Linked DNA regions of Homo sapiens: all the other regions are linked to region 1. Evidence: chromatin contacts called from ENCODE Hi-C or POLR2A ChIA-PET data. All regions are on one chromosome and are shown on one strand. Each heading gives the region's core, a stretch centred on a gene start or an enhancer-like site at or near the end of the contact. The rest is flanking DNA. Distances are from core to core; before and after follow the strand shown. Region 1 overlaps NAB1 (NGFI-A binding protein 1). Region 2 holds the start of AKAP19 (A-kinase anchoring protein 19). Region 3 overlaps STAT4 (signal transducer and activator of transcription 4).

Evidence for each region. A loop is a pair of places that touch in the nucleus more often than their neighbours do. ChIA-PET counts read pairs that join two places held with the same protein, here RNA polymerase II (POLR2A). Pooled maps may share reads with other maps.
Region 2: a loop to region 1 is called in a map with no recorded cell type, with 4 times the contacts of the local background. The contact joins the promoter of AKAP19 here to the enhancer-like site in region 1. A Hi-C loop is called at or near these places in 6 of 37 single-sample maps with no recorded cell type and 4 of 50 pooled maps. POLR2A ChIA-PET finds 5 or more read pairs at or near these places in 1 of 52 experiments (activated T-cell).
Region 3: a loop to region 1 is called in a pooled map, with 11 times the contacts of the local background. The contact joins two enhancer-like sites. A Hi-C loop is called at or near these places in 2 of 37 single-sample maps with no recorded cell type and 7 of 50 pooled maps.

What each region holds. Positions count from the first base shown.
Region 1 is chr2:190,675,765-190,680,760 of GRCh38, reverse strand. All of the region lies in intron 6 of NAB1 (NGFI-A binding protein 1), which reads right to left. Among named protein-coding and RNA genes, the nearest start is that of NAB1, 29 kb to the right of the region's middle. RefSeq lists enhancers at 1,974-2,023, 4,877-4,946. Within about 2 kb of position 2,125, at least 4 of the 41 ENCODE cell types and tissues checked have a DNase peak (open chromatin) inside an H3K27ac peak, as active enhancers do.
Region 2 is chr2:190,177,802-190,182,797 of GRCh38, reverse strand. It overlaps AKAP19 (A-kinase anchoring protein 19), which reads right to left and starts at 1,935. Exons shown (of 2, transcript NM_001042519.2): 1 at 1,689-1,935. RefSeq lists an enhancer at 1,182-1,981 and silencers at 1,760-2,209, 2,480-2,579.
Region 3 is chr2:191,111,652-191,116,647 of GRCh38, reverse strand. The region is part of intron 3 of STAT4 (signal transducer and activator of transcription 4); the gene reads left to right. Among named protein-coding and RNA genes, the nearest start is that of STAT4, 37 kb to the left of the region's middle. Within about 2 kb of position 2,072, at least 5 of the 41 ENCODE cell types and tissues checked have a DNase peak (open chromatin) inside an H3K27ac peak, as active enhancers do.

The DNA.
Region 1 (4,996 bases), core at 876-3,375:
AATTACAAAGTACAGACATCTTAGAGAAGGAAGAACTCAACATTTAATACTAAAATCAACCAGAGAATATTAAGCACATTCGTGGGGAACTATCTCAGTGAAAAGAACACTGGAAATCTAGAAACATGTGTTTATACATTCAACAAAAATGTCGCATCCACCCAGCTGATTCATACACTGTACTCAATATGGGAATACAACGTCAAACAAGATGGCCATGCCTCAGGCGCTCCTGACAACACAGTCCAGGGAGGGAAATGGACGGAGACCCAGAGCACAGCAGAGGGCGCTGTGGCAGAGCAGGCATCCCAGAGGCCAGGGTGTCTAGGCTGAGAGTTCCAAAAGAAAGCAGCTGGTACAGATGCCTGGAGGCAAAAAGAACAGGGCACACTCTGGGAAGCCGGAAAATATTCAATATACACTGAAAAAGAGGGAGTGGTGAGGGAAGGTGGAAACACAGGGCCAGATTCTGTAAGCCCTTGTAAGCTATGTTAAGAATTTTAGATCTTATCTTAAATACAAAGAGAAGCCATTGAAAGTCTCAGGGAAGAGACTGATCGGATTTGCATTTCAGAAAGCCCATCACATGTGAATGTGATGGGGAGAATGTACGCGGAGGAGGGGAGTTCAGGGTGGTGACAGGGACACTGGTTAGAGGGCTGCTGGTGAAGGCCCAGCCCTGGACAGTGGCAGGTGCCGCAGAAATAAGGCAACTGAGAGTTTGGTTATGACATTCTCTAGAATAAGGAACTCAAGATCACGAGGTCTGGGAGGGGCCAGAACACTGATGAATTCGGTTGAGCTCATTTGCTAGTGAGACCTCCGTGTGTAGATAAGCCAGGTAAGCAGGGGCAGTGAGTTTGGAGCTTGGGGTAAAATCAAGGCTGGAGACCCAGATTAGAGGGTTATCAGTTCATCAGCAGAATCTGAGTGGAGTGCACCAATCAGAATCCCCATGAGCCCCAATGCCTCAATACTGTTTCTGGAAGAACTTGCAGGAGAAAGGTATGATCTAGGCATTTCACATTAGGAACCAGCTGTGTGATCTCAGGCAAAAAAGTAAACCTCATTATTTCCAGTGATCCAAATTTTTAAATTAGGATTACACCACCTGTGTATCTGCCCACTGGAAGTTTGTGGGGATTAAATAAAGTAACGCAAATAAGTGAACCTTGGAAAAGTACACATTGCCATACAAATACCTGGTGGCACTAAAGTCAGGATTATTCAACCATGAGAATACTGAAAAAGCTGGATGGGGGAACCTCAAACTCTACATGTGAAAGTTGCTAGAAAATGGACACTATTCCACCATTAATAAAGATAAATAAAAGCCTAAAATAAGTAATAAATAACAATTATCCAAAGTAATCAGTGATCTCTCTGCAACTGAGCACATTAGTCATTATTTACTCCTACAGTCTTGACAGTTCACTGTGGATGGAAAAACTACAAAATCGAGTAGCTATCACTGCATGTCACATAAAGTAGATTTAAGGTCCCCAAAATATATGACTTAGAAATAAAAGTAAGAACATTCCCAAGAAACTGGTCTCTTTCACATTATGTGTGGTGCACAATTTCGTTATGTCTCGTAAGCTTGTTTCCCAGGCACCAGCTAGCTGCACCATACTATGAGCAATCTATCTCCATGTCATATTTTTGGCTGATGCCATTAATCACAGTGTTTCCTTGCTGACGAGACTCTGGGTCTGATCACTGAGAAAATAAAAGCTATGGGACGGAGGCTGGTGCATGACCTAATTACTCTCATCCCATTGGTCTCCATCCCCATGCCTCCTCATCCTTTCTGCCGAACACTAGCAAGCTGCTTTAAAGCCACTGCTTAGCTGTCTCTAGATGACTTGTTACAGCAGATGTTCTCAACCCCACATGTGCATTTTCCTTTTTTCTAATCACACTTTCTGTATGAATAGCATATTGTAATGCTTCTGTTTTTTCTGATCCAGAGGGGAAGAGTCTACGTCAAATTAGACCAGCTTTCTTTTCAACAAGCTTAGTAGCAGCGTAGGTGGATATTCTGAACCTCTTTCCTCCCCCTTCCTTGCTCTCCCACCCCCACCTTGCTGGAACTGCTAGCAGATGTTTCCTTTAGGTCTTTCTTCTTCAAGCCCCAGTTCTCTGACTTCCTGGGCTCTATTAACAAACCTCATTTCTTTCATCCACTTATCTCTGAATGCTTTGCACCTCTGACTCCCACAGGGTCAAGAATGCTGTCATTTCCCATCTCTGCCCAGTCTCCAGCAATTTCAGCGAATGAAGAAAACTCAAATGAGAAATAGCACTCAGTCCAGTTAGTCAGCTGCCATCACCAGGTCTGAGACTGTAGCTTTATATATCCTTCCTCCCTTCTAAGATGTTACTTATAACATTGGAGTTAATAACAAATTTGTTCATGGAACTGAATGTGTTCTTAATGAAAAAGAAAGGTTACCAATTGAATTCACTTTTAACTAACATTTAAAAAAATTTAGGAGAAGACAAGAGAGCCAGGGACTTTGGCTCTTGATTTTTCATCCCCTTGAATGAGCTGTCAAGCCACCTTAAATATGTTCTTTCATAGGTAGGACATAAGGAAATCAAACTAATTTTTCTGATTTACTCTGTGTATCTTCCCAACACAAGGTTTTTACTCATAAACAATCAGCATATCAAATGAAAATTTCTTATATTTAAATATTTTGTAATTTACATTGTTAAATTTTCTACTCAAAACTTGTAACTGTTTACTACATAACATTTCTTGGATTAGAAAATAATAACTGCCACCATCCACCCTTTTCAAAGACTACCAGTCCTGCACACATTTCGCCCTTCACACGGTACTAGGAGGAAAGGTATAACCCCAATAGTGTTTTTTTCACAGGTAAGATGCTTTGTGAATAATCATTAGCACCTAGGAAGGTGGTACTGCTTTGACATTCAGGAATCAGACATAGATAGGAAGCCCCGGCTCTGCTACTGGATAGCAGTTTGGCAACACAGGTGAAGATACTGAGCCTGTCTGGGTCTCTCCTTGGCTGTAAAATGGAAATCATAAAGCCTCCACATAGGTTAGACAAGAATGTTTGTGATAATGAATTCCAAATGTCTAGTAGGGACTGACACAAAATAAAAGCAATACAAAGTAGCGATTTTTACAATTGCCCCAGAATGAGAAGATTTAATTAGATCTAATTCAAAAGATAAGTAAGAATAAACAAAATCTATTTTCATTTCAGCTGAAAGTGGACTCACAGAGGGCTGTGTTCCAGTGGACATGTTATTCATTCCGTCTAAGCAGAAGGATTCCAACCTCACTTACTAACTAGCTGAAGAAACGTTTCCCTAGAGATTTCATTCCAAATGGTAGGTTCCTTAAGGCACACCTAAGCTAGCAGGCGATCTTTTTCTCCATGTCCATCTCATATATTCTAGGAATTAAAGTTCAAAATCTGTTTTTTAATGTTTAACATACCCTGTAAGGAGGAACACTATTTAAGGACAACAGATTATCTTGATTACTTCTATGCAATGTGTATACTGCTATTTTTTTTTTAAATCAAATAAGTAACTATCCTTTAAGGGGGAACAACCTACTACATAAATAAGAGCTTTCCAGGTAGAAAAATCAGACAAGTCAATGAATTATAACTTCATTCCACCCAAGCCTTCATGTATAGATCAGGAAAACACAGTATTTAGGAACGAAAGATCTTACTGAGCTTGAACACAGCACTACTTGTATTAGTGTACCCTAATGCATTAATAATGACAAGCAAAAAAATGTTTCTCTTTCCTTTACATGTCAAATTATTTTGATGTTATTTTATTTTATCTGCTCAACATTACATTTCTTTTTGTTCCCTGTAAAAATTATGTTTTTAAGATGGAAAAAGCCAGCAATGTGGCACATATGCTTATTGTTATAAAGGATTTTAGAACACTTAAAGATTTGAAAAAAGAGAAAAACTTGTCTCATTAGTTTGGGCCTTGTAATTAGAAATCTGTTACACTATAAAATGGGCTAAGCTTAAGTTTATTTGTACGTTACTTAAAAACTTTTTTTCCTTTGTTTGAGACAAGGTTGTGCTCTGTTGCCCGGGCTGGAGTGCAGTGGGGCAGTGATTCTCCCACCTCAGCCTCCTGATTAGCTGGGACTACAGGCACATGCCATCATGCCTGGCTAATTTTTGTAAGGATGGGGTTTTGCCATGTTGCCCAGGCTGGTCTCAAACTCCTGGACTCAAGCAATCCATCTGCCTCAGCCTCACAAAGTGCTGGGATTACAGTCATAAGCCACCATGCTCAGTCTTGTATATTACTTTCTTTAAATAGAAAATAACAAGCTGAGAATCACAAGAGAAAGACTCAAATGAAATAAGAGAAAAAGTATGTTAAAAGAATTCTAAATTCTTTCTAGTTTTATTTATGAGGTCCTTTGTGTCAATCACATTCCCTAGACAAACTTATTGTTCTCTGAACATGCTTAGTATTTTCTTACCTCTGTCTTTGCCCATGCTAGTCTATCTTTATAATGCCACCCCAATCCCCTCCCCACATCGCTACCTTTTGAAATTCTACCCTTCTTTTAAAAACCCAGCTCAAATTACACCTTCCCAATAGTCTCCCCTGATCTCTTCTCATACCAGAAATTCTCCCTCTCCCCAGAAGCCATATAGAAGGTAGACATAAAGCACCAGTACTTGGTGAAAAGTTTTAAGGGAGTGGTAACTTTATACAGCCAGTACTATCTACCTCATAACAGCTTCCGGAAATAGTTCTGGTATCTCAAATTTGACTTATAGTACAGCACAGACAAGGATTCATACCAATACTATATATTTTGCAAAGGATTACACCATCTACATGTGTAGGTATACATACACACAAGACACACACACGTTCAAGAGATACTGATGACCTGCAATACACAAGTGCTTTTTAAGAAAGAGGAACAGAACAAAATTAAAAACAAACCAACAACAAAAAAGTG
Region 2 (4,996 bases), core at 686-3,185, 500 kb after region 1:
AAGCACACGGGGTATGGAGGTGAGGTTTTTAGTCAACTTCTGAGTATTTACTACAAATGCCAATTAAGCAATAGATTATTTTATTTGAAGATGGCAGCTCATTGCACCCTGCACTGTTTGGGTTAAACTGACTTATTGAATTCAATTTTGGGCTAAGGATCTTTAGCACAGAGAGGGGTCTTAGGTAAGGAAGGAAACATAAAAACTAGTATTTATTGAAGATAACTAACATTTACTGACTCCTAGGCACCTCTACTAAGTACTTTATTAATATTATTAATTTAATCCTCACAGTAACCCTAGGGTTAGACAAAGTATATTATTCCCATTTTACAGATGAGAAACTGAGGCTCAGGGATCTGAAAGGCTGTCAAGCAAAGGAGACAAAAATATTATTTTGTATCACTTTAGACCTTTCATTTCTTAACTATTTTTGGGTCATGGACCCTTTTCAGACTGACTAAAGTTTCAGATCCTTTTTGCAGAAAAATCTTGTTTCTAAGTTCACAGTTGGAGCGCTATTGGCCAGGTAGGACTAATGAGAAACAGGTACTGCTTCCTAAGTGATTGTCAGTTCAGCGTAAACAAGGCCTTGCTAACAACAGAAAAGGAGGAACCCGTCAAAATGTAATGAGCTTCCTGTCACTGAAGTGTTCAATCAAAATGTGGCTGGCCTGTCAGGAGTGCTACAGAGGAGATAATAAAATGGATTGGAGGTTGGTCTACAATTTTAAAGCATCCTTTTGTTACAACATTGTGTGGACCTAAATAAGTAATGATTATAATTTTTGTTTAATGGCAAAACAAAATTAAAAACTGAAATTATTCTTCCAGACCATTCTGCTTGAAAGCAGAATGCCTAAATAATGTTATTTGCCATCTATTTATGATAGCCATGTTAGGTGTTTGAAAACAGCCTCATCCAAAGGGAAAAAGGAATAGCCAACTGTTGATCTTGGTTTGATTTATACTTTGTCATAATAAAAGTAGATTCCCTATTCCTCCGAATTCTTATCTAAAAATTTCCCTGAGAGAGCTGCCACATACACTAGATCCTAAAAAGATGGTCTTTGATAAGAACATTTACTAGTTTACAATTTTATGTTAACCTAATTCCCTAAAGGATAGGGGAAGGGCTGGTGTCAGACCAGAGACAAGAGAGACAACTCCAATTGTTCCGCTTTGCTTCTTTGACCCCTTAACTCATGGCTAAAGGATCTTACCCGTCTACTCCTCTTAATTTCTTATTTGCATCATTTCACCTCAATATTCAGCCTCCCACAGCTCCAAAGAGCACGAGAGCTAATACTTTGCTCATGATATGCCATTCAGAGCACAAGCCTGACAGCTTGGCATATCAATGCAATGTTCACGGGCAAATCTCTTACCTGAAAATCTTCACTCACTCTTCAGGTAGGCAGCAGGGTGGAATTGCAACTCATAATGAGATACCTTTCACTGGGAAGCCCAGAACAAAATTGAAGGGGTAGGGGCTAACTCTTCTCGATTAGGGGACGGAGATGTGAGGCTCTATCCACGGCAGCTGGCTGAGAACGGTCTCGTTTAATTAAAGCCTCCTGTAACTCATGGGTTTCTGCCATTGAAAAATCTAAAAGGCACAGCTGACAAGCAAAGACCGACAGACACCCGCCCTTCACCAGTCACCCACCTCCCAGATGTTCACTTACACAACACGTTGCCCGGCAGCTGCGCGCCCATGGCACGTCCGGACAGCCGTGGGGTCCCGGAGGCAGCCTGCGCTCAGGCCCGGGGCGGGTCTCCGAAGCTCCCGGAGCAGCCCTGTCGTGGGAGGGGGGCTTGCTGGCGTCTGGGCGGGCGGCAGCTGAGGCCGGGCGGGGGCAAAGTGCAGTCCAGCTGCCAGGGCAGCGGCGCCGCCTTCTCGCCGGCGCCCGGCTCAGCCAAGTGGCAGCATGTGGAGGACGGGGCGTCCTTCGGCGGCGCCCGGGCTCCCGGCCCCTCCTCCTGCCGTCGCCGCCGCGCCCGCCGCGCGCTCCTCGCGGGTTCGCGGCCCGCACCTGGCCTCCAGATGGCCGCCCAAGGGCGCTCGGCTCCAGGGCGCGCCCTCTGGGAGCGACCCACGAACTTCGGGTGGCAGAGGGTTGCCTCGATACTTCCTCAGGCGCAGGGTCCGAGGCAGGGGCGGGCGGAGCGGAGCTGGGCTGCCAGCCGGTTGGTCTGGGCCACCGCCCTCACGCCCCCCGCAACTACCAAGCAGCTGCCGGCGCCGCAGCGGGAACAGACCCGCAAAGGTCAATGAAAGCAGAAGCCAGCGAGGCATCGCAGAGGTCAATGAAAGTAAGAGCCAGCGAGGCATTTCGCTGGCCCTGCCCCTGGTCTCGGCCCCCTGGGCTGCGAACTCTCCTGAGCTCCGCCCTGGTGAGAGGGGGCGCTGCCCTCCAAGGCCTCTCCCCCGCGGGGCCTGCCTTGGGACAACAGGTGCTGGGCCGGGGCACTGAGCCCGCCTGCAGGGGGCCCCGCAGCCTGGCCGCGGCCTTCCCAGCTAAGGGTTCTGCGCTTGGGCCGGGCAGAGCTGCCAGACCTGCTTTGACCTGAAACCCCACTCTCGCAGAGCTAGGCCAGGGATTCCGCCCTTCCCACCTCGTTTGCACCATGAGTATGCAGAGCAAAAGTGTTGGAAGTACTTAAACATTTAAAGGACATATCCATTTTATACTTTTCCATACAGAAATACTCAAGAACATTTTCCAAGCGTGTTTCTCTTTCAAACAAAGTATCTCTAAAGGCCATTTTCTCACTCTTTAAAGCATTGAATACCACTGCCTCAAAACATGGCCATTATTGAGTTACACTTCCCCGCACAGTCCATGTGATGCCTGCATCTGCCCAGCATGATTTCTAGCAATAGTAAAAGTCCCAAGAGAACTACAAAAGAACCATTATTTTCCTTGTGTTCTACAACGGATTAGTCAATGCGAAATTCATGCTTGAAGGGACCTTAGTGATAATTTTGACTCCACATTACAGATGAGGACACAGAGGCCCAGAGTTCAGCAGTACAACGAAAGAGAGTGGAACTTAAAAAACTAACAATCTATAAACTGAGACTTAGCTCTTTGAAGGTACATTATAGTAAAAAATAAACCTAGATTGCAGAAGAGTTGAGAAGTTTAAGTTACACAAAAATCTATCCCAGAATCTCAGATTTTAAATGAATCAAGCATTCTTATTTTTATCCAGGCTTAAATTAGCTAAGGTTATATACAAACCCAGTGGCCCAGAAATGTAATTTTTCTTCATGCTAGTATGATTAATGGGATTGGAGTTGGTACATCCTGACAATCATAGAATGTAAGTATACCTATATTAATTGATTTTTCTGATAAGTATCATTTTTTTTTTCTTTTTTTTGAGATGGAGTCTTGCTCTTGTCGCCCAGGCTGGAGTGCAATGGCGCAATCTTGGCTCACTGCAACCCCCACCTCCCAGGTTCAAGCGATTCTCCTGCCTCAGCTCCTGAGTGGCTGAGATTACAGGCGCCTGCCACCATGCCAGGCTAATTTTTGTATTTTTAGTAGAGACAGGGTTTCACCATGTTTGCCAGGCTGATCCCGAACCCCAGACCTCAGGTGATCCATCCGCCTTGGCTTCCCAAAGTGCTGGGATTACAGGTGTGAGCCACCGCACCCAGCCAGTATCAATTTTAATGTATACAAATTGATTATACTTACATAAAACAAATTATTCAGTTCTACATATTTCAGGCACACCATGCTAAATAATTATGCTCAAATGCAAGGTTCCACTTTTAGGCCTAGTTCTTCACTTAAGTTATGTAATTTTCTTGTGCTCTTCCTTCCCCAGCTTTAAACTTCTATCAACCTAGTGCTGGAATCATCCTTAGGAGACCCCTGGGTTCCACACTGAGGGGATGGCGTCAGTTCTTGATGTGATCTAGGCAGAGGAGACACTTAGAAATTTGTGTTTTTTACTTCCCAGTTACCAGGTCAGAAGGAAAGAAAAAGTGGGTGAGAGTCTCTGGCCTCCATCAGAAGAGAAACCCATAAACTTGAAAATTTCTTTCACTCAGTTTGAGAACAAATTGGACCAGCCTTTGGTCTACAGATGAAGCGGGCCATGAGGGAGCGAGGCCTACACACCGAGCCAAGCTGCTCCTGCCAGGCTGGAGCCTGACCCTTCCTTCGCCATCATAGGGCTGGCCAAGCTGGTGGGGGAGACCCAGGTCAGGTCTGGCAGGGATGACTAAGGGAGGACCTAGCCCGTGGCCTCTGCCATCTGCCCGGCTGCCCTCATGGGTGTGCACTGGAGAGAGTAGAGCAGGAGGGACAAGCCTGGGGCTGGTGGGGAGACCGCACCACCACCCTTCTGTGAGTGGCCCTCTCTGCTCTCCTCTCTGTGGGGCCTCTCTCAGGTCCAGGCCAGTGTGAACAGGTACTTGCAGGTTGGGCCTGGAAAATAGCCTTGACTTCTCTCCTCAGGACTGCAGGCCATGCTTCTGGTCAAGATGGTGCCATGTAAGACTTGGAGGGAAGATGCGTCGAGGGAACTTGGCGCCCTCTGCCCCTGGGATTCGGGAAAGCTGGCTCTCCTCCCAGCTGCCCAGCCTAGAACTGGGAGTCAGGGCATAGCATTTCTGCCCCTCTGTCCTCACCTGGGCTTGAACAAGGATAGAGGCAACAGGAACCAAGAACTCCTCAAACTGGTGGTGGCAGAGACAAACTGCAGGATTTTGAAAGTGCTGAGATAACTTTTTAAAAGCTGGGGAATGAAGTGAAAGGGGTGACGAAGGACCCAGCGATGGCCTGAGGTGAATGTGGTTAGGGTGAGGGGCCGTAGCAAGTGTTTAGTGGTTTTGTTTTCTCCAGAGTTCATAGAAGTAAAACTCATAAAAACAGCAATGATAAAATCCTGGAATTTGAACATAAGCAATCTCACCCTAGGGTCCATGCTGTTGACAGGAAACAAATACTGAGCTGGATTGAGGATTGCATTTTAA
Region 3 (4,996 bases), core at 823-3,322, 440 kb before region 1:
CAAGCAGCCTTCAGTGGTGTCCTGCTTTAACCGAGAAAGTTAAGTGGGATGGACTGTTCCCAAAGCATGCCACCTTTGTCTAAATTTCATGCAATATGCTTTTAAAAAAATTCTAAATCTATAAGGTTATTCCTTTTAACTTATTGTAAATCTACACTGATTTTATTAGAAGATTATTTTCTAGGCTACTCGGGTATTTCTTTCTAACTTGAATTAGCATTTCTCAACTTTCCTTGGGCTATTTTATTATAACTAGGCTGATTCTTCTTTATCTAAATTTTAGCTTGCAAAGTAATTGCACAGCCACAAGACCAGCTGACAAGGGCATTAATTTAGGATGAAATGTACAGGTGATATGATTCTGCAGAGAAGGTGGTGTCGTATCATAGGTGTAAAAGCACTGTATTATCAAACCAATTCCCTCTTGTCAGCATCAGTGAACAAAGGGTACATATGTGATCTTAGCTTCACATTGGGAATGGAAGAGTACCATTGACTTTGTCCATCACGGCCCTTACCAAAGCATTACATGTAATGATCAGAGCACAATTCAAGCAAATGAAGTTTTTCTGACAATCCAACACATTCTAAGTTTTTTCTGTGGTCATAATGTTCATTTCAACCAAACGTACCATATGACTAATACCTTACTCCTGCAGGAAGTAAGCAGTAATGTAGAATAGATATAGTTGTATCTGGCCTTCTGTAAGTAGCCCTACTTGAATAGTCAGAAAGAGGACCTAGTATTTAGAATAAGAGTACATTTTTGGACTCTTCTCCACCTCCCAAATTGAAGTTTATTGATGAATATAATCCTGGCATAACATATACAGGAAAATACAAAATTTATTCTTCACTGTCTATGCATTGACAGAAAGTCAGTATTTCTGAGGACTGAGGTCAGGTACCAGCTGAATCACCCAGATACTTAATGTAACCTAAGATTCTCATTGGAAACAAGCTATGGTGATTTTGCTTGTGGGAGGAGCATTCGGTCCAATTGTCATAGGTGACTAAGGACCTGATGAGACACAACGGAAATGGCTGGTCAGCTTTTGCAGAATCTGATAAGATAGCATCAAGACCAAAGCAGATGTTTTCAAAACAGTAGAGTTCTCCAAGGCATTGAAGCGTGGTTGACAGGTTATGTCTTGCACAAATGAACCAGACAGAAGGACAAGTGGGTGATGGAATCCAACCCACAACCCTCTTATGAAGCTATGTCTCCTAGGGTGAGACACCAAGGTTGCTTTATTTCATTGGATCCATTCCTAACCTCCAAAGAATTATTTTCCTCTCTGAGCCTTGAACAATAGCTTTGTTCATCACCAATGAAGCAGACATCTCATGACTGCTTACATGTCTGTGTTTTCTTTTAGCTTGTGAGTTTTTGAGAACAAAGGACCAGGAATCACCTTGACAAATGGGTTCTTGGTGAATGGGTTTTTGATGAAATGACCTGGAGGTGGAATTATCTCTTTCAACTTTGGATTCCCAATACTCAGCACAGTGTGTGGCATATAGCAGACCCTCCATAAGTGTTGGTAGAATTGAAAAACAGATACTTTTTTCTGTTTATAAAAGTAACACACTTTCATACTTGTTGTAAAAAAAATCAAAATACCAAATATAGAGGGAAAAAACAAATTTACCTTTTTTATCACATAAACTAATATGCGATTCAGTACATCAGTTCTGGAAACAAAAAAATAACAATGGCAATAATGACAACACATAAAAGTCTGTGAAATTTTGCCTGCGAGGGTAGGAACATACCTTCCCACTGCTTCAACAATACATTATGTGGCTGCTGAGCTGAACTGAAAGCAGAACTCCATCCTCTTCAACGTTTGTAATTGCTGTCTCTCCACTCCAAAGGCAGCCCCCAGCTCTGCAGCCCGTAAAGAAGCATGATCTACAGCAGTAGCCCTATGGCAAGTGAAATGATTTGGTAGGAGAGCCCCAGTGCTTTGATTATAGACAAAAGTGACGTCACTTTTGATAGGAGGTGTCATGATGGTGTTGTCACTTGAAGTGACTTCATATTTCTAATAAGTGCTCAGCTGAAAAATATGCAGAGAATGGAAAACACAAGTTATGCAACTGAGAGTTGTGACTTCCTGTTAAACTTAACGGAGGAGGTGAGAATAGAACAGTAAGAAAAACGATACTGAAATGCTTATTTTTAAATATATCGTTTCTTCTTTTGCTTTCACCACTATTCTATACTGCACACAAAATGTACCACAGTATCCATTTATTATATACCATATGCATAAGGAAAATAATATTTTAGATATGCAAGGAACCTTAATAATAATATGTATGCAACAAATAACCAGCAAAATTTATTTTTAGGGACATTCTATTGATTTATGGTCTCATTACCGTGATTTTGGCAAGACTTCAGGCTATAAATTTTATGCCTTGGCCAACTTTAAAATTATTTTAGCAGTTGAGTATTGAATACTATAACACTTAAGGATTGAGCTTTTCATTACGTTCACTGAAAATTATTCCTGTCTCTACCACAATTCAGGTAGATACACTAAGTCTAAAAAGTTACCTAAGTTGTAAAACAATTATGGCCCAGATTAAATTATAACAGCAGCTTCCTGTATATCACATCTTAGATCAGACCACAGTTTTCTTCAGAAACAATGTATTTTAAACATCAGATTTGATCAGCCATAAACTCTAGGGGAACCTCCTGTCTGTGGTGGTTGAGCAGAAGGGAGAGGCATATCAAAAATGATACATATGAAAACATGTTCTTTATATAAATCACTTTCTCTATTTCTGTAACATTTCTGTAATGTTCTCTGCTACTCTTGGGAGTACTCCCTGTACAAAAAGTGTACTTTTAAAAAATAAGGAATTTTCACAGATTTTCTTTATACTGGTTTCCGTAATTATTTTTTCTCTATCCTATTTCCCTGCTCCTTTTGATGAAACTCCAACTCGGAACACTCTCTAAATTTCATCTTTAACCTTTTTAATCTTTCTTCCGCATGATGACAAAAGACAAATTTGGCCCTAATGGTACCTAATTGCCTTCTTACATCTCCCTGTGAAGCCAAAAGTTTCCTTGAATCTCTTAAACCAATTCAGCCTTCTTCAAGTTTGACTACCTTGTATAAGTTTCTGAGCATATTTATATCCAATGCTGTTTCATTCTGTCAAATTCAGCACTTTTCCTTCTCTTCAATCCAATAAATTTGAAAAAGTGCTTTCTCCTGTGTCCCAAGCTCTGAACTATAACCCTGTTGGAGCTCTCAAGATCAAAGGAACAACTGTAATATAGGTACTAAGAGACAAGTTCAGATGCAAAGAAGGAAAAAATAGGAGAGATAATGCTTGTTCGGTGTGATTACTCACAGCAGTGAGATCAGTGCCTGGCAATAATTGCTGTTCAGTACAAATTTGTGGAACAAATGAATGAGTGGCACCAGTAATGTCTGCCAGCACTGGCTGTAATTGTATGGGCAGGATCTTCATAAGCAAAGGTGTGAGCAGGTGTTACAAGTGGGCAACACCATGTAGGCAAAGACACAGAGGCAGGAAAGCAATGAGACATGGGGAGCTTAGACCAGCACAACTGATGGGCCCACTTGCCCTACTCGTGTGAGTATTCCCAGATGGGCAAGAACAGCAGAGAGCTATGGGAATGCCCTTCCTGCTAGGGAGCAAAGTGAACTGGTAGTACAGTGCAGGGCTAAAAGATTCTTTTTCTTAATATATTTGCTCTATTATAGGACTGAACGTTGTATGTTTAATTCTGAGTCACAGAATAATTATTGCTTTCAAGAAATTATCCTGAATTTTCCTTCTGTAGTTTGTCCAAAGAGCTCTAGACTTGAAGACAGAGCGTCATTGTTCTGCTTCCACATCTACCATTTGTAACTGGGCGACCTTCCCCTCCCTAGGCTTCAGTGTTCCTCACTGCAGAAATGGAGTAATAATAACACCTCACAAAGTTGTCAAAAATGAGGTCGTACTTGGGAAAGTAATAACAGTAATAACAAAAGCTTCTTTTTTCTTAGATTGATTCATTGCTTCTTTTGGTTTCATCACTATCCTATACTACATATAGATTGTGCCACAGGGCATGTTTTAGTAAAAAATATATATGCATACATATACCCATATGTATTCATCCATTTGCATATATGTGGCTTAGAACAATGATGACCATTTACTACTAGATACACTGGTACACAGTGCTACTTTCATTACCTCATTATATCCTCACAACAGTCCTGGCAGGTATGTAATGTTATTTCTTCCATTTTACAGATGAGGGAACTGAGGCTTGGAAAGGTCACGCTGTTGCCCAAGGTCACATAGCTAGGAAATGAGACAATTTGGATATGATTTGGTTTTCTTTGAATCCAGAGTCTACACCCCAAATGTTACATACATGTAGGTAATTTCTCCAAATTTTGTCTTTTTATTTCTCCAAAAACATGTAGTTTATGATAATTTCTAACAACCTTACAGAGGTATAATGACATACAATATATATATATTTAAAGTGTACAATCTGACAAGTTTTGACATAAGTGTATACCCATGAAACCATTATCACAATCAAGATAATAAAAATATCCAGCACCCTTGAAAGTTTCCTCATGTCCCTTCCTAATCCCTCCCTCCTACCTCTCCGTGCTCTGCCTGCCAGCCCCAGGCAGCCGTTGATCTGCTCTTGTTTACCATAGATTAGGGTGCATTTTCTAGAGTTCAATCCAATTAGAATCATACAGTATGCACTTCTTTCTTTTTTTCTAACAGATAGGGTCTTTCCCTGTTGCTCAGGCTTGAATGCAGTAATGCAATCAGAGCTCACTGCAGCCTCAAACTCCTGGGTTCAAGCACTCCTCCCACTCAGCCTCTTGAGAGCTGGCACTACAGGCGAGCACCACCATTCCTGGTTAATTTTTTATTTATTTTTAATTTTCATAGAGATAGGGTCTTACTATGTTGCCCAGGCTGGTCT